Linked DNA regions of Mus musculus: regions 2, 3, 4 and 5 are each linked to region 1. A link is a loop called in an ENCODE intact Hi-C map of the cell type or tissue named here. Cell type or tissue: heart. All regions are shown on one strand.

Evidence for each region. Hi-C counts contacts between places; a loop is a spot of excess contacts. Peaks named below come from ENCODE experiments on the same cell type or tissue, not always from the same donor. Only the 100,000 strongest peaks of a DNase experiment are listed, where the experiment ranks them.
Region 2: it touches region 1 in a loop (8-fold over the local background); 9 of 42 quality-filtered maps call a loop at or near these places.
Region 3: a loop joins it to region 1, with 5 times the contacts of the local background. A loop is called at or near these places in 3 of 42 quality-filtered maps.
Region 4: it touches region 1 in a loop (3-fold over the local background); 4 of 42 quality-filtered maps call a loop at or near these places.
Region 5: it touches region 1 in a loop (1.8-fold over the local background); 3 of 42 quality-filtered maps call a loop at or near these places.

The regions. Positions count from the first base shown.
Region 1 is chr3:142,879,016-142,884,015 of GRCm38, forward strand. Pkn2 (protein kinase N2) reads right to left here and starts at 2,989. Exons shown (of 22, transcript NM_178654.4): 1 at 2,596-2,989. The coding sequence starts at 2,643. 9530052C20Rik (RIKEN cDNA 9530052C20 gene) reads left to right here and starts at 3,480. Exons shown (of 2, transcript NR_152127.1): 1 at 3,480-3,971. In heart, a CTCF peak has its summit at 3,025 (motif pointing left); a DNase peak (open chromatin) is centred at 3,106; H3K4me3 peaks cover 3,023 bases; H3K27ac peaks cover 2,617 bases.
Region 2 is chr3:142,762,342-142,767,341 of GRCm38, forward strand. Gtf2b (general transcription factor IIB) reads left to right here and starts at 2,906. Exons shown (of 7, transcript NM_145546.1): 1 at 2,906-2,947. The coding sequence starts at 2,931. In heart, no CTCF peak of the experiment used is centred here; a DNase peak (open chromatin) is centred at 2,830; H3K4me3 peaks cover 2,507 bases; H3K27ac peaks cover 1,466 bases.
Region 3 is chr3:142,947,010-142,952,009 of GRCm38, forward strand. No RefSeq gene overlaps it. Among named protein-coding and RNA genes, the nearest start is that of Gm33289, 20 kb to the right of the region's middle. In heart, a CTCF peak has its summit at 1,966 (motif pointing left); no DNase peak of the experiment used is centred here.
Region 4 is chr3:142,827,003-142,832,002 of GRCm38, forward strand. Pkn2 (protein kinase N2) reads right to left here. Exons shown (of 22, transcript NM_178654.4): 4 at 3,495-3,612; 5 at 2,182-2,327; 6 at 1,879-2,092. Among named protein-coding and RNA genes, the nearest start is that of Pkn2, 53 kb to the right of the region's middle. In heart, no CTCF peak of the experiment used is centred here; no DNase peak of the experiment used is centred here.
Region 5 is chr3:142,810,409-142,815,408 of GRCm38, forward strand. It overlaps Pkn2 (protein kinase N2), which reads right to left. Exons shown (of 22, transcript NM_178654.4): 9 at 1,506-1,649; 10 at 1,119-1,194; 11 at 283-457; 12 at 1-79. Among named protein-coding and RNA genes, the nearest start is that of Gm24457, 40 kb to the left of the region's middle. In heart, no CTCF peak of the experiment used is centred here; no DNase peak of the experiment used is centred here.

The DNA of each region.
Region 1 (5,000 bases):
AAGATTCAAATTTTAAAAAGTAGGAATATTATTATATACAAGCTAGAAACTGTTTAAATTTTTAACAGCCTGTTTTTGTTTTTATTATAACAAATATTCTTCCTTAAGGCTTCAAGTCTCTGGCTAACAAAGTTAATGTGCACCCTATTAATGCTTTCTTGTTTAATAAGCCTCCACCTTATCAGTGAGAGTTAAAAATGATACTCACAGACACATTATAGTAAGGATGAAAACAAAATAATGTGTTTCAGATTTACAAAGTTGCCTTTCTAGAAGCAAAGGTTATTAACAAGTCAATTCTAGTTCTAGCAAAGTATTTCAAATTCTGCAGTAAGATTAAAAAATGAAACTGAATAAATAAATAAATATGTCATTGACATTGTAATCAGTATCTAGAGGGAAACAATATTAAGACAAGAGATGGTGAAGTAACAGTGTTCAGCCACTAAACACATCTTACAACTGGTTACCTACTAAACAGTGTGTTTGCCAGAAAATCATTAAGAGCTAATTTTCCATCTAAATAAATTCAAACAATTTAGAAGATTTAAAAAAATGACTCTTTGAGTAAACTTTTGGCAAATAGCAAGTCAACGTACATTTTCATGACTAGACGAAATAAGTGTAGATTTATTAAGAGGTGTAAATTTATGGCCATGTATCTTAAGTGATGATAGGAAACAATATAAATATTTTAGTAAACATAATAAACTTTAAATGCAATAACTTTTATTAGAACTGAGAATACAATAAACAAAGAAAAATGTCCTTGATAGATAATGACAATGTAAAAGTTATTATTAAAGTACCACTTGGTAAAACTAGTTTTTAGAGGAAGCTATACTTTTTATAAAACATAACTGCATTGGGTGTTCCTTTGATTCCACTTTTTAAATTGTCATATTTAAAGGCTTTTATCATTCTTTAACTGCTCATTACTGCTAAAATTGACCTTACTAATAAAAAGGTCCTAAATATAACAATAAAATGCTTTCCGTTACAATGCCAAAATAAGTGCCATTTATGCCAACCCCCAGAAAATATAAGGATGCCATACACTTTATAATTCTAACACCATTGATTAAAAAAAAAAAAAAAAAGGAAAAAATGCTGCCATTTTAATGGCATTTTCTCATCAAAATCAACGTGTGCTTTTCATATTTCAAAATAAGGCATTATATGCTATTTCAAAAAAAATTTAAGACCAAAAGTACATGCTTACTTTTAGAAGCATGTACATTTTTTAAAAAGGATCTATTCAGTTAGCAAATGAGTGTTGTGAAGAGCTGCTCACTAAAAGCTAACTGTAGTTAAAAGGTTATATAGTGGCATTTTCAAGTGACAGGAAATTCAACTTTACTTTTCCAAAGGATTCCACAAGTGCAGTAGTGCACTAGTGTACCCTGCTGAAGTCTGTAATTTTTAAGATATTGCAAATATCATAGCAATGTGTTTAAACTTACATCTGATTGCCTGAATATACCAGGCTTATAATGAGCTTTAGAAAGAAATGCATTTCAAAAAGAAATTTAAACATTGAAGCAACTAGTAATTAAAAAAAAAAAATCAACCCTCTAATGCATTCAAAAGAAATGCAAGTGTCTCCGTTCTCACCTCTAATCTTTGAGTAGCCAAAATATCAATACATTAAAACAAAACAAACCCAGTTTAGAGACAAAATTTTAATCCAGATGTAAACATCTCTTGAATACTCCAAAGTAATGAAAAAGTAACCAACAGGATAAACTTAAAGTCTCCTACTCCATAGAGATCTCAAAACAAAAATCGTGGCTTACTTTATTTAGCTGGGAATAGGAAAGAATAATATTGCTTCGACACCGACTACACTAATTACGCCATCTATTTTGTTATCTTCTGCGGACATGTGCTGCCTAACGTTTTCACTTAATGAACAGTTCTCTGGTTTGTAAACAACTTCTGTAGCGCTCTCTCTCTCTCTCTCTCTCTCTCTCTCTCTCTCTTGTGTCCAAACCGGAGGGAAAATGAAAGTCTGGGGCGGTGGGGGGGGGGGGGAAGCATCAATATTTGAACTTCCGGATGTGAGCAGGGAGAGCCATCCGAGGGACCACCTCTCTCTCTCTCACGGAGTTCAAAAGGAAAAGTTGGGAGAGAGACGCGGCCCGCAGATCACGCTACGGGCTCGCGGTCACCTGAAGGCGGCTGGCAGCGCAAGGCCATCACTTCGGAGCGAGCCCTCGGGGGCTCAAGTTCGGGGGGCGCTCTTTGTGCGGTCGGAGGGGAAAGGGAGGGAACCGCCCACAGCCTGGGAGTCATTCAAAGGAGTTAGGGAGCGGGGCTGGGGGGAGGGCGGGGCGGTGACACCCGGAGGGGACCCGAGCGAGTAAGCGGCCCCGCCCGCGGGGACGGGGTCCCGCCGCCCGGTGGCCTCCGAGAGCGCGCGCGGGAGACCGGGTCCCGGGGCGGAGAGGCGGCTCCGGCCTGACACCCCGCGAGTTTCCACACCTAGCGGGCCAGGGGCGCGCCGCGCCGCGCAGCGTCCCCGACCCCGACCCCGCGGCCGCCTTCCCCTCCCGGGTTCCCCGGGCGGCGCTCCCGCAGGGCCGCGGCCCTTACCTGCAGCTCGGTGAGGAGGATCTCCCCCCGGTCGGGGTTGGACGCCATGGCGCTCCGCTCGGGCCTCCGCACCTGAAGGCGCCCAGCGGCGCGGCCGAGGGAGAAGGCGGGACGGGAGAGCCGGGCGGGGGGCGAGGACCGGAGAGAAAGCGGCAGCTAGGGAGTCATGGAGGCGCGGCCCGGCTTGCAGGCGCGGCTCATGGAGAGCGGCGGGGAGCGAGGGCCCTCGCGGCGCGGCTCCCCTCGCCGCCCGCCGCCGCCCGCCGGACTCTGTTCCCTCAGCCGCTCCCTCAGGGCGACGCCGGGAGCCGACTCGGAGCTCTCGGTGCGGGGCGCAGCGGCCGCGGCGGCAGCTCCTCCTGTCGCACCATTTGGCTGTCACCGCGTCGCAAAAGCGGCCGCGCTTGGCGGCTGCCGGCGCACGTGACTGCCGCGGGGCCCCGCCCCCTGCTGGGCGGGCTCTGGGAAGCCAAGGAGGGTTGGCGGGGACCCCAGGGCCAGGCGCGCGGGGCGGGGCGGACTCTGGGCGGGCCCGGATGACAGGGAGGCGAAAGGCCCCGGGCTCGCGTCGCCGGGAGGCGGGAAGTCGAGCGAGCAGACCACACCCACCGCGGCTGCGCTTAACGGCTCTGCGCGAACGCTAGGTCTGGCCTCCGGCCGGCCGCAGATTGAGCCTCGCTTCGGCCCTCCCTGCTGGGGAGCCGCGCCCTCCCGCCCGCCCACCCCGAGCTGTCGCTTCCTCCCTCCCCCACCTGCCGAAGCGTGTCCACCTCTCGCCTTTGGCTCGCGCGACGTCGCCACCAGTAAGGTGCACCGCGAGCCAAACCCGGGCGGAAGAGGCCCTTGGGAGAAGTGGGCGTGGTCAGGGCGCCAGCCTCTGCTCCGAGCAGTCCCCACGGGCTGCCTTTTCCTCGAGCGCTACCCTGAACTCTGTGGTTGGGACTAGAAAACTACTGAGCTCAAAGCTGACTTAGCTCATTTGTTGATTTTTTTTTTTTCAACGTAAGTTTAATGGAAAGAGATGAGGCAGAATCAGCGTCGGGAAGGAGCCAAAGCCGACTTTACTTGGGGAGGTATAAATGAGAACTAACTACTTAGTTGCAGAGTCTACTTAGTAGTGAGCCTTAACTAGCTACTTAGCAGCCTATCGGAATTAGCTACTTAGTAGCACAGTCTACTTAGTAACATAGTGTAACTTGTGGGAAAATGGACTTCTACAAGTAACACTTATGTATCACAAGTATCAACAGATACTTTTTTTGTCTAATCAATGAGTGGACACTCTCGGTAAACGCTTCCCTTGGGGTTCTGAAGATTAAGTGCATCTAATATAGCTGGTTCAAAGCAATGTGGACAAAGTGGTGATGGCTATTTAGGTGAGTATGGCAGGTTTCAGGTGGGTAGCTACAAGTCTGAGAAGCACTTTACCTTTCATGGGACATTGATGCAGGCTCCTGCAGATTTTTCTCCAAGAGTCTCAGAAATCATTGAAGTCAGAAATCATTGAAAATCTAGAGTTCTGTGACTCCGGCTCACAATATACTGGCAAAACTTTTCCGTTCTGTACTTCAAAAGTTTTACTATTTATATGTTTAATGAATTGCCTGGGCTGAAAATGATAAAAGCAACAAGTGCCTTAATTATTAAGTTACATAATCAACTTTAGAATGCGTTTAATGGATGAACACTGTTACTTCGCCAAGTGTCGTCTTAGGAATACTGTTTCACTCTAGAAACTGCTTATAGCTTAAGTGAAATATTTGTAAACACGCATCCAGTTTCATCATACTGCAGAGTGTGAAATACTTTGCTAGAGCTGGAATTGGCTTGTAATTAACCGTTGCTTCAAGAATGGCAGAGCTGTAAATCTGAGACACATTACTTTGTCTTCATACTTACTATAGTGTGAGTAACATTTTTAACTCCTGCTATTAAAATGGAGGCTTATTAATCAAGGAAGCAACAAGGAACTAACAACATTGGGAGAAGCCAAGTTATATGATTACCTTCCCTAGTAACTAACAGAGAGAGTTAGGCCCTGGAGTTATGAGTAGTCTTAAGAAAGAGTCTATAACAAGTAAGTGGGGAGTCCTCTTGAGGAAGCAGTGTTGTGTCCAAAAACACTATTACAATTTTAAATGGTAGGTACAAAGTGGTAGTATGATTTTTACTGTAAAGTATACACAACAAAACTTACCATTTAAAGTGGGTCACTAGATTCCTATTGATATGTTTTTCTTTTTCTTTTTTTATAATTTACTTTTCTCCAGGAAAGAGATGAGAAACTTCATATATACATAACAAGTGGCTAACTATTAAGAAGTATTTGTGCAATGCCAGGTGTGATGGTACACTCCTTGAATCCCAGCAATTGGGAGGCAGCAGCTGGCAGAAGTCTGTGAGCT
Region 2 (5,000 bases), 120 kb before region 1:
CCCTTTGTTATTTGGCCTGTTCATTCACCTTTCACCTGTCAGGATCTGGACCTGAACCTGCCATTTTCCCCTCAGCCCAGTTCAGCCTTCACCCAGCATCTGGAACCCTCCAGCTTCATACTCAGACCCTGACTTGAACAGATTCAGCTTCAGCTTCCTCAAGTCTCTCTGTCTGCTTTGTCAGTAACACAGACTCTCTCGCAGACTACTTCGAATGCAGTGTAAACTCTGATCAGTGGCTTTAACATGCTGCTCTGTTAAGCCACATATATGCATATAGGTATACAGAGATAGTTACCCCAGCGATAGGATAGTTAACATTAGTAGCTGGGGTTGGAACTAGAGAAACTGCATTCATCGGCCAGATTAGAACTGGCTGGATTAAATGACACCTAAACTGCTGCCATGGAAACCACTGAGCCTTGCTAATTTACTGTTATTCAATACATTCTCACACTGTGGAAAGAAACCAGGTGTGGCAGTCACTCTCCTCCCTCAAAACTGAGTCAAAGGCCACGTGTAAAATGGTCTCCTAGAGAAAGGTATTACAGGCATCGATCATGTGCTTACAGCAGATAGGCTTCCTCATAGACGAGGCTGGCCTCAAACTCATTGTGTATCCAAAGACGACCGTGAGCTCCTGCTCTTCCTGCCTGAGTGCTGACAGTGCAGTCTGCACTATCACAACCGTTCCCTGCAGCGCTGGGGATTGAACCCACGCCTTCGTGTCTTTTAGGCAGTCTACCAAATGATCTACATTCCCAGCACCTCTTGTTCTTTCAAAGGAAGCTAGTAGCTTCTGTTCAGCTCGAGAAAACAATGTCTGGCAGCCAGACAGCAGTGGCACATACACTTAATCCCAACACTCGGGAGGCAGAGGTAGGTAGATTTCTGACTCAGTGGCCAGCCTGGTCTACAGAGTTCCAGGACAGCCAAGGCTACAGAGAATTTCTGTTTTCAAACAAACAAACAAACAAACAACAAAACAAAAAACAAAAGAATACTGAAAAGAATGGGTAGGCTTAGAGTTTTCAAAACCTTCTTTAATTATGGTTCTTTAAGACTTCAACCTCTGTTGTAGTCCAGCATCCACCAGAGTTAGGGAAAAAGAAAGGTTAATAGGAAATAGGGGTTGTGGACATGCTTAGAAATGGTTCTTTGGAGCTATTCAAATCTCTGTTGTCAGCAGTCTGGTCTACTAGCAAACTACCAAATCAGCAACAGCAGTCCAGTACACCAGTCCAGTATACATGGCAAACATAAATCCATAGCAGCCGCTAGGTCCAGAGGAAACCATGAGGTTCGACCTATCAGCACAAGTCCACAGAAGCAGGAAGAAGCCGCTGGAACACCACCATAAGTTCTTTGGTGCATTTTTCACTATGAAGTCACAACAAGCTAAGATCAGCGAATCAAGCAAGGCGAACCAATTGCAGGAGCACTGTCCGCCGTCTGTTGGGTTATACTTATGCTCTTTCCAAACATATGTCCCCTCAAGCATCCGCCGTAGCAAAACATCACACGCCCTTTCACTAGGCAGTTTTCAGAAAAACACCCTGCGCCTGTTCTCGGCAAAACACCGTTACATAAGACAGTTTCCAGAAAAACATCACATGATACAACTGAGTCCCTAACAAAACCAGAAATTCCCACTTCAACAAATGTCTGCTTAATGGCATTTGATTTCCATTAACAAATAAAATGCTTACTGAGTTTTCATCTCAGTGGAAGACACCCAACTTGCAGTTACCTTAATTCAGACTTTGTTGGGAATGGTTTATTTACAAGAAAGTAGCACTGTTGCCTTAAGGTAAGAGGACGGGAGCTGAGACAAGGTCTTGTTCTGCAGGTCAGGCTGGCTTGGGATTCATGACCTCCCACCTCTGCACCCTAACTTCTAGAATTACAAGGGTGACCCCCAAGACCTGCCTTGTGAGGCCCTTGTATAGACGTTAGCTGTTTTATTACATTTCCTATACTCGGTTTTCAGTCAAATATTCGATGATGATTGGGGAACAACAACAACATGGGTCATAGCAGGGCTGTCTCTTGCAATTCTAGAAGGGTTTGTGAGCCAGATACCCTCCATGCCTACACTGTTGAGATAAAGGACATGTAGGAACTTTGAATCATGTTGGCCAATGACAGAGCTTGAATTGATACCTACTCCTGAAGACAACAACTAATTTCTCTTTTTATTCCAAATTCTTTAGTCAGGGCAAATGAGACATTCAATCAGATAGGGAAAACTGACTTGAAAATAAAGGAAAGGAATTTGGTGCGAGCGCTTTGCCCCTTTCAACCAACCTGGTTTCCTTGTGTGTTGGTTATTTTGTGTGTTTGTTTATTTAAAGGTGTTTTTTGTTTGAGACGAGGTCTAACTCCAGATCCTCCTACCTTCTTGGTGCAGGAATACTTGAGAGTATCACCCGAGGAGGCAACTCCCATTTTAATTTCCTCTGTTTGAGAGCTAGCTCAGGCGCAGCACATTCTGAGTCTTCTTGGGTTGATTTTTTGTTTTGATTTGTTTGAGACTGTGTGTGTCTGTGTCTGTCTGTCTGTCTGTCTCTCTCTCTTTATCTCTCTCTCCCTCCTCCTGGCTGTTCTGGAGCACCCTGTGTGGATCAGGTTCCTCTAAACTCACAGAGATCCTCCAGCCTCTGCCTCCGGAGATCAAAGGGGTGTGCTATCCCGCCAGGCTTTGAAGATTTTGCCAATCAACCAGCAGCCGGGAGCCACGCAGCAGCAGCGGAGACAACCAGGAAGTACACAGCCCGCGTCGTCAAGGACCGAGCGCTTTTTAGCCCTCCTCCCGACCCGTAGCCGCGCGGAGTGCGCGCGAGCGACTCGCGCATAAAAGCCCGGCTCGGGGCGTCTAGGAGCCAGTGCTGCTTCCTGCTTCGGACGGAGCTGTTGGCGGAGCCGCGAAGATGGCGTCGACCAGCCGGTGAGTGCAACGGCCTCGGAGCGAGTGGAGCAGGGCATCGCGGGGCCCAGGTTCCTCCAGAAGGCCGCCGCGGGTGTCCCTTACCCACCTGAGTCATCGCCGCCCGGGTTTGACCCTGCGGATCCGCACGGCCCCGGCCTCCGTCTCCGGACCCTTCAACCGTCTTTGTGTCATGTTGATGTTTTCTGTGTATTTTCTCCCTTACGGCCCATCCAGCCGGAGGGGGCTGAAACCCCGTTTCCGAAGAGCTGGAAAAGCGACGTTCCAGGTCCCTATCGATCTGACAACCGCAAAGTTGAGAAACGTCAGCATTGGTTGTCTGGTGGCAAAGGGTCGCTAGCCCAATGGCCCCCCCAGAAGTGGAAACGAAAGCACATACGGAGACTTGATTCATTCTCCTAAAAGACCCCCTGTCCCCACCCCGAAAAGTATCATTGCGTACTCTGAAGGAGATGCTGTCTGCAGAAAATTAATTACATATGCTGGAAGTCATTTTAAATGTATTTTTAAAACGTAGTTTGCTTAATATCTACAGGAAATGCGTGTTGTGACCGCAGAGACAGCCTTTAATCTTGTGACCTCCAAAATGCTTTGCAGACCCTAATTATATCTCTTGTAACCACTATGAGGTAGATATTAGTATACTGGCATATGTGTAAACTGAGTCATGCCAGCGTGTTGACCTTTCGCGGGCCACTATACCTATTCTGATTATCCGTCCACTGGTCTCCAGTTAACACAGAATGTACAGAAAGTATCAAATTAAGTTCTGTTCTTTTGGCACTTTTTTTTTTTTTTCGGAGGTGGTTACTATGTGTGGAATTGGTAAACGTCACCGGGGGAAGCCATTATTTACAGAAACTTGGCCTTTCTGGGAACCTCCAAGTCTGCTGTTTATTATAAAAAGTGGGAGGTGGGCATAGGAAGCCTCGTGAACTTCTTGCGTGGAAGCAATGGGCAATCTTGTTTACTGATTTTATGATTTAATTAGATTAATTATGATTTAATCATTCCATCTGGGTGTGGTTTTGTCACGTAAGGCTTCCTTGTAGCGACATAGGAACCTTCAGCTTCCCCAAATACTATTGAAATTTCCCATGGGTGATGTGTTCATATGTAGGCACAGCTTACCATCTTAGGGAAAAGGAACTCCTGTATTCTTGAAACACAAGTTGTAGTGTTTAAATAGTACACATAGTAAAATCACTGGTTACAGTTTTTAAACTTTTCTTCACTTAAAAAAATCCCTTGAAATTAATTTCTTTTCTGGACAGCTAGTGTTTGATTTTGAGTTAGTGGTCTCGAATCTTCTGTCTCCACCTTGAAAACTGTGGGGTTGTAGATCTGCCCGGCCCTCATCCAGCTCTTAAGTCTGTGTCATTCCTGTTGCTATCAAGTTTTGCCAGCAGTGTGAATAGAGAGAAGTTGCCTGAGAGTTTGTCATACCTTGAGGGCGGCATGTAGGCACTAAGCATTGGCACTGGTTGGTGTTCTCGAAGAGAACATGTCCAGATTGATGCCCACTCTTTATTCCGACGTCAGTAAATAACTTTTTGGCTGCGATCTGTAAAATGAAGATTGTGCCTATCTTTTAGGATGTTGTGCACATTGAGCATTCAAAATGTTTATGGGCGGGGGAGGGGGCTCCATGGTTAGGAACACTGGGTGCTTTTCCAGCACCCACATGGCAACTCATGAACTCCTAACTCAATTCCAGGGCATCTCTTCTGTCTCTGTAGGCACTAAGACATACATGCAGACAAAATGTTCATATTTAAATAATTTGGATAAATAAATAAATAATGTTTAAGGCGGTATCATTTAAATACTCTGCAAAGTTTTTCATGTTTCCCTCTTTTAAATGTTAGGGATTGAAACCAGGACTTATATATACTAGGCACGCATCTTCCACTAAGCTCCATTCTCAGCCTCTTTACCTACTTTTGTCTTTGAGGCTGTAGTGTCAGCTGCCTTGGAACTCCTATGTACAGTTATCTGCTGACAGTGATTCCCAGCCCCTCGGCCTACTATTCCATCCATCCATCCATCCATC
Region 3 (5,000 bases), 68 kb after region 1:
TTGGAATCAAGATACTCATTCTATTATTTTACTAACACAAGCACACACAAGGAGTGACATGGTTCATTCCTTAAGTAAGGCTTATAGGGTTCTGGGTACTATGCTAATTATCGGGGGGATTGAGATGACCTTAACTTGGTTCCCTGTCCCAGCTCACACGATAGTAGAGAAGATAACAGGTGCTTAGTGATAACTGCTTTTGTAGACTATTTCTAAGCATCAATATGACTATGTCAGTGTAATAAGGGATAGTTGCCTGTCTGGTTGCCCTTTCCTTTATTTATCCTGCCTCTTTCTTTCTTTCTTTCTTTCTTTCTTTCTTTCTTTCTTTCTTTCTTTCTTTCTTTCTTTCTTTCTTTCTCTCTCTCTCTCTCTCTCTCTCTCTCTCTTTCTTTCTTTCTTTCCTTCTTCCTTCCTTTCTTTCTTTCCTTCTTCCTTCCTTTCTTCCTTCCTTTCTTTCTTTCTTTCTTTCTTTCTTTCTTTCTTTCTTTCTTTCTTTCTTTCTTTCTTTCTCTCTTTCCTTCTTCCTGCCTTCCTGCCTTCCTGCCTTCCTGCCTTCCTGCCTTTCCTGCCTTTCCTGCCTTTCCTGCCTTTTCTGCCTTTCCTTCCTTCCTTCCTTCCTTTCCTTCCTCCCTCCCTCCTTTCTTTCCTTCCTCCCTCCCTCCCTCCTCCCTTCCTTCCTTTCCTTCCTTTCCTCCCTCCCTCCCTCCCTCCCTCCCTCCCTCCTTTCCTTCCTCCCTCCCTCCCTCCTCCCTTCCTTCCTTTCCTTCCTTTCTTCCCTCCCTTCCTCCCTCCCTCCCTCCCTCCCTCCCTCCTTTCCTTCCTCCCTCCCTCCCTCCCTTCCTTCCTTCCTTCCTTCCTTCCTTCCTTCCTTCCTTCCTTCCTTCCTACATTCTATTAAAGAAAGGGTCTCTCTATATAACCCTCATTATTTTGGAACTTGCTGTGTAGACCAGGGTGGCCTTGAAAACTCTCAGAGATTCACCTGCTCCTGCCTCTCAAGTTCTGGGATCAAATGTGTTCACCACCATGTCAGTTCTGCGTTCAGAGGATGTCTATGCAGTTTTCCTAGACAAGCTTTGAGTTAACTGCTGTATTTTACAGTCTTTCCCAGGGATATGGGATTTTATCATCTCACACAAGCTGGGTCTGGAGAATAGACACCTTCCTGTACTTGCATTGAGTTTAGTTCAGAGGCAATCAGGTATGAATAAGAAAAGGATCCACGTATGAACTCTAGGGTAAGACTGGCACAGTTCAGATAGAAGGGCTTTAGGCACAGAGAATCTTGTTGATAAAGTTCAGGGCCACACTGCCAACATAAAAGCCATTGGCACCCTGTGACTTAATGGCTCTGGGCAGTATGGACATGGGACAGATGACATGTGTAGTCAGGAGGCTGATCTCAGGTGACTACATTACATGGAGAGGTGTTGAGGGCAGAATTTCTAAGGTAAGATTCATTGGAATCTCATTCCTTCAAAGATTTAGTCTACAGATTTTATATACACACACTCACACACAACCACATACGCACGCGCGCGCGCGCGCACACACACACACACACACACACACAGAATCGGATGTTTGGGAAATGCTGAGACTCTCTCTCCCTTTCTTTTGAAGACTTACAATGTAGAGCAATAAGGGGCTTCATAAAAACCAGCTTAACTTTGTTTAGGAAGTTGACATAATGTGAAGCTGTCAACTGACCAGGATTTTGCTACTTCGATTTTTGTCTCTTATCCTGTGCAGGAAATATTTAGTGTCTACTGTAAGAAAACTGAGAAAACAGCCAATGAGTTAATAATTATTCTAGGGAATGCGAACGATTTTTACGTAAAAGAAAGAGAAATGTGAGGCTGGGTTATTGTCTGGGGTCACCTTAGTAAGTAATGCGTAGCTCAGAAAGCTTAAAAATGTCTGAAACATGCATTGGAGAAGCAGTGTACCACCTAGTGGCGGGTCTTGAAAGTGCAGCCATGGAGTTTTCCACTCTCTAGAAATACAGAAGAAAAGCATCATCCCAGAGTCCCAGATCCCTGAAAAACAGATGAAGTCTAAATAAGACATCCATTTTTCAAAAAATTCAATTGAAAAACAGAGATCACGTGTTAATTTTATACTAGAAGTTACAAGTTGGTAAATAAAACGATAATAAATCAAAATATTTCCCCTCACATTTTAAACAAATTTATACATAACCATAAATATTTCATACCATAATTTGTACTGTAATTGATGTTTATTGTGAATCGTTCTTTGTATCTCACATAAAAATCATATGTATTTATTACTGTAAATGGATGAACTGTTTTAACATTATTGAATACTATTTTCATGTATGGATATAGGATATACCATTTATTAACCTTTACCCATTTATTTGAAAAATTTCATGATTAGCCTTTACAATTAGGCTTTTACAATAGCCTCTGTATTTTTGACTTATTTACTTCATTATAGTTAGGTCTTGGAAGAGAAAAATCTTTGTCAAGGATGCACACATAAACTTTAAAAGTTCCTCTCAAAGAGAGGGTGTACTGAGTTTCTTCCCCTTAGAGTGGTTTCGTGATTTCTCTTCTCACACTCTCCTCTGCTGACTGGCACCCCGGATCAAATGTGTCTGTCTGAAGACCAGGATGAATCCTTGTTTTAGTGTGGATTTCTTTGATTAACTTCCTTCTGTGCTAAAACTTGTTTCATTTTTAATGTGTTTGCTCCTGGCTGTCTGCTTCCCGTTCCTTTGTGACAATGCAGCTGTTCTCGTTCTTTCTTCTCCCTCCTGGGGTTTGGGGCTCCTTCACACTGGCTCACTCAGAGAATCCTTTCAGGTGTTTTTTATCTGTTATTTCATTTTAATTTTGAACTAATTCTAGACTAACAGAAGCTGGAAAAGTAGTACCGATAGTTCCTGTGTGTCTGTTACCCAGATATCTATCGCGTGTCACTCTTAATATCCCTGGAACAATGATCAGAGCCAGGAAATCAACAAGGTACAGTGCTTTGTTTGTTCCGTTTCCTGTTCTAAGAACTGATCTCGGATCCCGTGATTTGTTATCGAACAGTTATTTCTTTGATGTTCTCCATCCTCTAATCATTGATCGTTTTTAAGCTCTTATGGCCTTCCTACTTGATTCACTACATATAGAACGTTCCTCTTTTTCTGTTTGTAAATGTTTTCTGATGACTGAAGTGAGGTTGAGCATTTGAGGCAAGAACCCTACAGAGCAACAGGCATCCTGCAACTGTACATCTGTCTATCATTGTGCTCCTTGGTGTTTGTTGGTGTGACACGGTTGGGAAAGTGGAACCTCAACTGAATAATTGTCACCATCAGATTGGTCTGGGAGGGGCTTGTTGATTGTTAACTGATGTAGGAGGCACAGAGGAATTTTAATCCAGCAACAGGGCTGCTCTGATCCCTTCCTAAGACCTTCTAGATCTGTGTGATCTGGCTGGAATGCAGACATGCTACACACCTTTAATCCTTTTAGCTGGACTACAGACACACCCTTAGTACCCAGAGGGACAGACAAAGGGACGAATCAAAGAAAGACTTCATGTAAGGGAACTCATAGATAATAGTATAACTAGGTTAAGTTGTTATCATGATTTCCTTACTATAAGGCTTCGTTGTTTCTATAGTTCTCTGGGGAACTTTGAAACTACACAGCATTTGTATATGTTCAGTTTATCACATCTGATTGTATACATAGCATTGTATCATATTGGTGTCAAGAGTTTATCTATGTGGTATTATTCTGTACATGCATTTGTTTTTTGAGACAAGGTCTCTAGCCTAGGCTGGCCTGGGATTTCTTATACACTAAGGATCACTCTGAACTTCTCATCCCCACTTCAGAAGTGCTGGGGGCTGAACTGTGGATGCTGGGTGCTGGGTGCTGGGTGCTTGCTACCAAGTGTGCCATACCCTTAGACACATTTGCCTGTTCCCTTTGTCATAGTAATGTGTTCAGATTGTGGCTGTGCCTTGGTTCTTCCCTCATGAACCGAGAAATTAATTATTAATTAATTAACCAATTAATTAATTAATTTTACAGGAAACCACAGTTGAGAGACTTTTAAACTTTTAAAGAGATTTTTGGAGTTTCACAAAGACTTTGGATTTTTAAGAGAAAGTTTGAATATTTTAAAGAGACTTTGAACTTTAAAATTATTTATCATATTTTATGTGCTTTGGTGTTTTGCTTGCAGGCGAGGGTATCAGATGCCCTAGAACTGGAGTTATAGACAGCTGTGAGCCACCATGTGGGTGCTGAGTACTGAACCCTCTGGAAGAGCAGCCAGTGCTCTTAACCACTGGCCCCTGGTTTTGAATTCTAATTTTCATTTATTAATTTAGTCTCTCATATATTACATCCCAACTGCTGTTTCCCCTCCCCCATTTTGTCTCCCACCTCCTCCACCCAACCTTACCTACTCCCTTCCCATATATGCCTCCTCCATTTCTGTTCAGAAAAGGCAGGACTTTCAGGGATATCAACCAAACATGACATATCAAGTTGCAACAAGATCAGGCATCTCCCCCTCGAGAAGGCGACACAGTAAAAAACCATGGCTTTGAACTTTCTAAGTGTTTGTATTTTTTAAAGACTGTGAGACTTTCAAATTTTGAAACATTTTATATTGGAATGCTCATATTAATGTGAGATATTGGGAGATTAATAAGAAAGGGAAGGTTGTGTCTTTGTAGTGATGTATGTAACAAGTTGACCAGGGGTCAACTGTGCTGGCTAGTTTATGTCAACTTGACAGAAGCTAGAGCCATTGGAAAGGAGGGAGGCTCAATGAAGAAGATGTCTCCATACTGTCAGGCTGTAAGCAAGCCAATAGGGCAATTTCTTAGTGACTGATGTGGATGATGGTCTGGGCTGATGGTCCTCAGTTATATAAGAATGTAGGCTAAACAAGGAATGGATAGCAAGCTAGAGAGCAGCACTGCTCCATGGCTTTTGCCTTCAGGGTCCTGCCCAGTT
Region 4 (5,000 bases), 52 kb before region 1:
CTGCCAGGGTGGTGAAAGATACTTACTGACCTAAGAACCAGAGCGCCCTGTTTAAGGACCTCCGAGGGCTTGCATTTTGCCTTTGGCTCATCCCACTCCCCTCCCCCCACCTTTAAATTATTTTTGTAGGTTAGCATACTAATGAGCTTTGTTCCAGCCTTTTCAAACACGTGTGTGACTGTACCTCATGCTTGCTCACTTCCCTCCCAGTGCTTCCTGGCCCCCTGATTGGTTCCCTTCATTTCACCCTCTTCTGCTTTATTACATATCTTTCATTCTTCTCTTCTTCTACCCTCTTAAGAGCTCTTTATCCATTCTCATGATCCTTTTTCTGGTTTCATCTCTTATGCACATACAACATACTGTTCGCCATGTAAGATAAAACATGTGGTATTTGTCTGAGTCTAATTTGTATTCTTTATAATAAAGCTGTAATGGAAAGTATAGTCCTACATGAGTTTGTTAAATTGTCTCAGAGAATGGAGGCTAATGAATCTCTCAGAAGTGCAGATGACCTAGAATCTGTTGTATATATATATATGTCTGAAGTAAAGGCAAGCGTATAGAATAAGCTTATAAAGTTTAACATAATTTCCAGTAATTATCATTAGAATTATTATATATTTTGGCAGCTATTATAAATATAAATGGATAAAACTATATAGTTATAAGACACTGACATAAGATATTAAAATGATCCAATTCCACCTTAACAACAAGATTCATATTATATCCAAATATAAATTTCATTAATACAGAAAAGGATATTTGCTTCACATAGTAAACACAGGAGAGTCTGGAGATGTCCTATTTAATATCAGACAAGTCAGACTTGTCATCAGTTTGTTTGTTTTTTTTTATAAAAAGACAAAGAAGTCAATTCATGAGAAAGATATAACAATTATATGCATAGATAAAACAGAGCCAAAAACTGAAACACATACAGAAGTAAAAGAAGAAATAGAGACAGCTCCAGAAAACCAGCCAGGAATCTCTACCCCACTTTCAATAACGGCCCTACTAGCATAGCTATAATAATTTGAAAAACAACAACAGCAAAGGAAATAACAAGTCCTTGTGAGGATGCAAAGAACCTCTACATGCATTGTTTTGGAGAATGTTAAGTTACATAACACATGTCAAAGTTTGATGACTGTTCAAATTTTAAATACAAAAGAATCATATGACCGAGCAAGCACATTGCTAGATGTGTCCTTCTACAATGAAAACAGGTGTTCAAAAAAAAGCTTCGAGAGGTATTATTCACAATATCCTGCTGGTAAAAAAGAACCTAAGTACCAAAACAGAACGTGCTATAAAACTATAACATGGACATCATTCAGTCAAACGATGAATAAGTGTGCTCTGTGAAATGAGCCAGATATGTAAGGAAGGCCCATTTCCATGAAACCGCTAGATAAGACAAGAACCTAAGTAGTGGTGCTGGGGCCTAGGAAAAAGAGTGCATTGAATGGACACTGGTTTTCTTTAGGGATGCTGAAAATGTTCTAGAACTTGACAGTGATAATAATGCTTGTGTATTATATTACAAGCCTCTTAGAAAGCTTTCTTTCAGAGCTGAGCCCTTGTGTGTGCTAAGCAAGCACTGTTCTACCAAGTTACGTTCCCACCAATTAATCCTTATTTTTAGACAGGGTTTTACTAAGCTGTCCAGGCAAGCCTTGAACCTGCAACCTCCTGCTTCAGTGTCCCACGTAGCTAAGTTTACATGCTGTGCCATCAGCCCCAGCAAATAGTAAAGTTTACTATATGAACCTAAAATATAATTGAAGGAAGGTCCTGTACATATGCCTCTGACTCCAACTATTAATCCATACTCTTATATAATCAAAACCAAGACAGTTACATTCTACGCACCGGTTAGCGCCGCTGGCTTGGACAGTGTGCTATACTGGTTCTGCGTGGACAGCATGCTCTGCCGTGGACTCAGGGTTGGTGACGCAACCAGTGAAAGCTCCTCAATGACGACACTGCTTTTGGGGTGATTCCTGGGGAGCTCATTTAACCTTTGCTCTAGTGAATACTTTAAAAGGTCCAACTTCTGACTTGATTCATTAAATCTCGCTTGTGCCTTGTTAGGAAAAGAGATATTGTTGTCATTTAAGCCAGGATATTCTTCAAATAACATAATAAACGGCTAAAAATTGTTTTTAAAATTACTTCTGAAAGCGCTTTTCTGTCTGTTACTTTTCCTGAGCCAAGTAACTTCATGACATTCTTTGCACCTTCGGCTACTGCAAATTCTATCTTAAAATGATGTCTTAATTCTTCCATCCGAAGCTCAAGAGGGCTTATCACAGGTTTTGCTAGGAGAAAAAAGAAAGAAAATTTACTATTAATTGAATCATAATTTAATGTACTGGTTAAAAAAATCAGGAGAAAGAAATGAAATATTGATATAACCACAATAGTAATAAGAAATAAAAGGTTAAAATATAGAATGTTGTTTTAGCCAGCCATTACACATCTAAATCACACATCTGTCAAAAGGCTTTAGATCTGAGGATACTGCTATATATAACTTAATGAGATAGAAACATAGTGGATATCCACACTAGCAAATAGGGACACAACCACCCCTGGAACAAAGTGTTTGAAGGAAACACCGAGTCTGTACTGATAATGTAAGACTTTTGTTCTTGTCAATATTTCCTAAACAGTATAACAATTTATATCATGTTTTCATTGCACTAGTTATGATAACCAACCCCCAATGACTTAAAAGTATATGAGAGGATACACAAATATTCTCTGCAGATATTATAATTTATTCCAATTACGACTTGAGCATCCATAGAACTGGGGATCCACTAGGGACCTGAACCCCATCTGAAGATACTGAAAGACAATTGTAGTTTCTGGCTCTACTTTTAACAACTAGCTCAAAAGTCTCATTGGAATAAAAATAAAAAAAAAAAAGAAAGAAAAAGAAAAATGCTAAACAAAAAAATACTTTTAAATAGCCACCCACTTCTTAAAGCATTAGGTAAAAATATCTGACTGCTTATTGAAATATAGAAATATGTTCTACATATGAAAGACAAAGGGCAAATAGCTGAAAGCAACCATCCCAAGTAAAAGTAAACAAAACCTCCCAAACCGAAACTTTTCTTCCCCTTTAACCCTGCGTGATTGCCTCGTTTCCTTTTTAAAAGTTTTTTTTTTTTTAAAGATTTATTTTTCCATTTTATGTGTGTGGATTTTTTTTTTTTTTGCTTGCATTTATGTATGTGCATCACATGCATGAATGGTGTCCACAGAGGGCAGAACGGGTCTCGAATCCCTGGGACTGGAGTTAGAGATGGTTGTGAACTGTTGTATATGCTGGGAATCAAACCCAGGTTCTCTGCAAGAGAAACAAGTGCTTTTAACTGCTAAGCTGATTCTCTTGCCCCAACTGCCTCTTTTTTAATGACATTTATTTAGCACCCTATGCTTGTAAAAGACAACAAAATTTAAGTGTACTGCATCACCATTATCAAAAGCCAGCTCATTGGTCTGGACGGCCTGAAGAATCTGCATCCGGATGACTTCTATTTTTGTCTTGCTATCCTGTAGCAGTTGCTGCGCTGTACCATGGAGTTTCCGATCCTATCAAAAATGAAAAGGTAAGCAGAGAAAAGGATCACTCTTTCTTCTATTCTGAAAAGATCAACCGATAACCCAGCAATTGAAACGGTTAAAAGAACTATGCACAATCTAAGAATAATGTTTGTTTTGTGAGACAAAGACTTACTATGGAACCTTTGTTGGCCTGGAACAGAGACTCACCTGCCTCTGCCTCCTGCAGTGGTGGAATTAAAGATATGTGCCACCATGGCCAGCTTCTAATGAATAATCTTAAACACACACACACACACACACACACACACACACACACCCCTCACCAAGACTTTAAAGTATTACAGAAAAACAACTTTCTGGTTCAGATAACTTGAGGGAAAATAAATGAATCATACTGATTGATTGACTGACTGATCACATTACTGGGGATTGAATCCAGGACCTTATCCATAATAGTAAGTATTCTACCATTCACTTAGCTAGAGGTTCAAAATGTTTGATTCATATATAAATATATCAAAATGACCACTATAAGCAGTTGTGGTATATCCATAATCTTCTATGTATGCTTTTAGTATATATGAGTCATAAATGAACCTAAAAGCTCACCTTTAACATATTTTTCAATACACACTATTATTAATTCTGTGATGCTGAGCCTCATTCGGCACTGAGCTAAACCCAGTCTCACAGTGATAATATTAACTAGTTTTCAAGCTATATTTTAAATCTTTATAGACTTACTCATCTGCACTAAACACTTGTAGCCCGGGACCCAATTATTCCCATTTCTCCTCTCACCTTGTCCTAGTACAAGGGTTCTATTTATTCAACTTTCTTTTCAAGGGTCCACATACAAATGAAATCATACAGCATTTTTCTCTCTAAGCCTGGTAAATTTCACTTGTTGTGAAGCCCTCTGGGTTTAGGTATATTATTACAAATATAAAAATGTTACAACTTAAAATTAAAAATTATTTATTTAGTTTGTTCTTGAGATAGAGTTTCTCTGTGTAGGCCTAGCTGCCCTGGTACTTGCCCTGTAAATCAGGGTGGCTTCAAATTCAGATATCTGCCTGTCCCTGCCTCCCAAGTGCTAGGATTAAAAGCATATATCACCATCCCAAGTGAAAAATTAAAATATATTTTTGTCGTTGGTGGTGTTGGTGGTGTGTGTGTGTGTGTGTAGGCATGAATGTAGTGGTCTGAGGACAACTTTTGGACACTGGATCTCTTGCTAGCATGGGCTCCTAAGCCTGCATCAGATCATGGTTGCACTGCAAGCACTTTCGCCTGCAGAGTCCCCAGCCGCTCTTCTTTTGAAAGGTAGCATAGTATTTCATTGCAGTTGTATGTATATCATACAATTTATCCATTCATCAGGTAGTAGATACTCTTTGAATATTAGTAATATT
Region 5 (5,000 bases), 69 kb before region 1:
TCCAAGGGAAGAAGCACGAGGTGGGGCTGGAGGAGGTTCAGGTTCAAGATCAAAGTCCAATTTGGTTACTGTAGAGTCACTTATAGAAGACAAAGCAATTTACCAAAGCTGCAATCAAAGTCTTTATTTTTATGTAGCTGCAAAATAAAAGCAAACTAACTTCTTTTAAATAAGGAGCAACAGTTCTGCAATTCCACTTGGAAAGACTGAGACTGAACACAGCACGTTAGACATCCTAGCAATGGCTATGGAAGATACACTCAAGCCTTCTAAGACAAGTACCTGGCCGGAGGTGCTAGATCAGGAATGCGTGCGTCAACGACTGGCACTGTTGCAGGCACAGGAGTCTGAGGGCTGAATGTGCCAGAATGATTTACTGTGGGAATAGCTCGTCTCACTAGTCTTCCCCAAGTGGCAATATTAATATTCATCTGAGGAGCTCTGAGAAATGTTTTGCCTGTAGACATAGTGAATAACGAAAGTAGGATAAGTAGTTTCTTTATACATTACTGAAAACCATAATTAGGGAAATTCATAATTCATCAGTTTAGAATTTATGAAGAACAAATTTGTAACTTAAAACCTAGTTTTTAACTATTTTGTTTTCTATTACAAGCACGTATAAATAGCACAAACAGTTTTTAAAAATAGATCGAGAGTTTGATTTCTTTTTTAACTCTAGTATTACATGTGGTTAAAGTTTAAGTCATCTGTTATGACGAACAACAAGTCTTAGTGATATATGAGTATGCTTCAAATAAGCTCACAAAGCAGAGTGGATGGGAGATGGTAAGAGTCGTGAGTTGATTATTACTCAAATTCAGTAAAAAGTCAGGCATGGCGGTATGTGCCCATAGTCCAAGTACTTGGGAAACGGAGGCAGGGGAATCATTTTAAGGACGTCCTTAAAGACAGCACCCTTTGAGGTCACATAGGCTACTGACTGAAAATAAAACAAAAGCACGGTGTTCTGTTATTCCACTTAAGGACGTGTTTCAGTCCTCATTTAAAAATGGCTAGAAATGAACAACTAAGAAGAAAGAAAGCACAATTACTTTCAAATTATGAGCTGGATTTTTTCTATACATAAAGTACTATGCTTAATCCTTAGTAATTACCTTGTTGTTTTGAAAAAATTTTCTTTTGTCTTTGGAGTTTTGGTCGTCTTTCAATAACTGGATTAAAAAAAGTAACCTGCAATAAAGAAAATACAAGTTGCTATCAACACTGTAATGGACTATGATTCACTAAAATCTACTAGATTCCTAAGCTGGAGAACGTGAAGGCACCTTAGCTACAATCAGTCCAACCCCTTCCTTTTCCAGATGAGAACACAGACCTAGAGGAGACATGAGTTTCCTCAAGGTCACGTCCTTATGCAGCAGTGCAGCCAAGAGCTCAACATATCTGTCTCTCAGCCTAACACTCTTGCCATTTCTACATCATGCTGATAACACATACAATTTCTACTGTGGTTATGCACATTAATAAAATACATGTATTACCTCTGCAAACAAAGTACCCTGTGGTTCCAAATAGAGACACATGCCATGCCGCTGGTTGTCTAAAAAATCTTCTAACCTCAGAAATTTTACAGCACACAGAGATCGCCAATCACGCCAATAAACTGAAATTTCCAGTTCACGTGACTAAGGTAATTAAAAAAAAACAAAAACAAACAAACAGAAAAGACATCATTGGACACACACTTGAATAAATTATCACAAAATATATGAACTACAAATACAATAAACAAATTACACACCAAAGTCACACTATTTAAAACAAAACTTTGTAATGTTTTTAAACTATATATTACTTTTTCCAGTTTTAACTTAAACTTATATTCAGATAATTTCTGCTAATGCATTTCTAAAGTTTCAAGGCCAGAACCCACAGTGAGAACAATCAGTAATTACAGAAACTCCTCTTCCATTTAGAATCTCAACCTTTCAGCTTTTTCCTTTTCACATGCCATTGCCTGGTGGCCTAATGCTAAGATGTCTTACTGGGTGCCTCTGAAAACCCATGTCTTTGACCCACTCTTGGGCCACACAAGAGAATATATTGTGCTCATCAGAAATGAGAAAACATGAAAAAACATACTTAAAGTTTTAACAACTTACTACTAAATATACCTTAGACAACAGTTTATAAGTTGGAATCAAGTCATGAACTGATTTCTGCAATGTTATAATTTATGTACATTTTAATTAGAAAACAGCACTCTTCTACTGTTTTGTTTCTAGGAATTATGCAGATTACCCACAATGCGATATAAATGATTTGCCTTTAGGTTCTACAATAAATTATTTCTTTTATATAAAGATTTTCAGTTTGTGAAAATAAGCATCTTATTATGTAAGTCCCTAGTATACATAATAGATTTTTACTTTAAATGATAAAACTAGTTGACAAAAATGAAAACATTTATAAAACTGCAACATGAAATAAACATAAGGCAAAACAGAATCTGCAGAAGTCCTATTATTACATGGTTTTGAGCGTCCCTGCTCAGGATGCTGAGGTTTATCCCAGGGGACAGCAGAGCTTCTGGGAAGTGGATGAAACTTGAAGAGGTAGGGCTTTAGTGGGAAGGGAGGCCACTGAGGGTGTACAGCTGAAAGGTATATTGGCATCCCATCCTGTCTTTCTTGGCTTCTGGCTGGCTGTTGAGAGGTGAGCAGCTATCTTCTTTCATGTGCTTCCACTATAATGTGTGTCTCATGCTGAGTCTAAAAACACTGGGACAAATGACTGTGAATTCCAAACTCTGAAACTATAAGTTAAAGTAAAACTTTTCCTCCTTTGAGATGGTTGTTCTCATGTGTTTTTGTCATAGTGACAATGTCTGGCTAATACAGACTCACTGCAAGCAGAGGAAAAAAATCAGAAAATAAAACTTCTGATATGATTCCAGGACTTTGCCTCATTTCTGACTCATAATCAGTATGGCAAAAATACCTTGAAACTAAAACCATGAGAATATAAGTATTTTAAGATTACCAGTGGTATATTCATAATTGATTACTAATACTATTTATATTCTATTCATTAGAAGTGCAAGTATTTTAGGGGCTGGAGAAATGGCTCAGTGCTTAAGAGCCCATCCATGCCTGGCAGCACAAAGAGCCGAGCTGTCAAGGGTGGCTATGGGAGCCAGTAATTGCAGTGCTAATGTTGGGAAGGGCTAACAGGAAGATTGATGGGCTTCTCTTGCCAGCAAGTCTAGTTAAAATATGATGAGCTCCACGTTTAGTGACAAGACCTGTCTCTAAAGAAGAGGTGGAACGGGACAGAGCAGTAACCCTGACCTTCCCTTCTGGTGCCTGCATGTTATGCAGGTTCACATACCTGAGAGCACCCGCACCCATGCATGCACACACATACACAAAGTTGCAATATCTTGAAGTACTTTCTAGAAATAAACTGGAGGAACATGCTGAGGATTGGTAGATTTTTTTTTTTTCCAAAATCAGGGGACTAGAGGTGTACGGCCTTCTCTCTTCCCCCACTATTTTGAGCATGAAGACTTGTTAAGGATCAAGATGTCTGAGACAGAGGGTTACAGATGAAGCAGCCTGACGAAGGGACACAAATGCCAGTGATGCAGCCACTACTGTCTGCTCTTCACATGGATGAAGTGGTGGGACTGTGTGGAAGGCAGACCCTGCCACTTCATTTTCAGTTATCCATTCTAGCAACTCTATGAAAACTAACGTGTGAACTGATTTCTTTCCCCCTATGTCTAGTCTGTATGTCAAATTGAAAAAACAAAATAGAAATCTAAGATCTGGTATGAAATGTGAAATCACGGAGCTAAGATAAGTCTCTTGGAGTTCTACAAGGCTTCAGAGACAAGAACCTTTACTTTTTGTTACTTTGTACTGTTCCCTGTGGATACTCTTCCCAAAACTGAGAGGTTATCTATGACCCAGATACACTCTCAGTATAATTTATGTCATGAACTTTCAGGATTCTGTCACCCCTAACATCCAGTGTCATTTAGGAAAGTTGGCTAGAGATAGAATGGTAGTTGCAAAGCACCATCGAGAACGACGGCTTCTAGACAGAGATGCCACCACTGTCTAGAGTGTAACCCACAGGTGAGTTCTGTAGAGCAAAGGCTTACAGGAAACTTGAAATGACAGGAAAAATGTCATCTGGATAGAGTAAAAGTACAATTCAAAAGGTCTGGGAAATAGGATCTGAGTTACATACGAACTGGCAATACGGGATAACTATAGCAGCTCCTGCTTCACTTTGCTTTATTGTGAATTTGAATTTAGAATCAAAGAAAACTGCAGAGTCTGAGTAAGGAATTAGAAAAAGACAAGAGGCACTGAGTCAGCTGTCTGTGTAGCTGAGGTAGAAGTGTAATGGCTTGAGGAGTAACTTGCTGAGAAGACTGGTGTGCTTGGGAACCCCTTTGCTTTTGAGGGAACTCATGAGAGCTTCCAGACCCACTTTATGCAGTTTTACTACTAGCACCGCATCTCCATCCTGCTGCAATGAAATCTTTACCAAGCTTCCTTTTCAACAATAACAAAAAAGGGTTCATTCTTCTGTCGTCTGACTAGACACTTTTTGCTCCCACATCTAAATCTGAATCTATTTCCCAAACAGAACCAGTGGGCAGACTTTCCTCCTGGTTCTTCCCTCATGGTCGTCCAACTCGCTCCATCAAAGCCAGATTTAACATTCATTTGTCATAACCCTGCTGCAACCGACTCCAGCCTTCTCTCTGCATTTTAGAGGTAGGTATCTTACTCATTCTGCTAGAAACTTGAATTCTATAATCTGAAGTTCTTAGTTACTGACTCTGGAAAATTCAAACAATGGCTTCCCTACATTCCTTTATTCTAAACTTAGTGTGCTGCCCTTCTTGTTCTGTCCATGTGTCTTGACTGTCATAATTCTTTAAAAACTCTTTTTGTGTTATACTCCATATAATTTCTTTAACTCATCCTCAATTTTAAACATTGCATTCTCTATTCTTA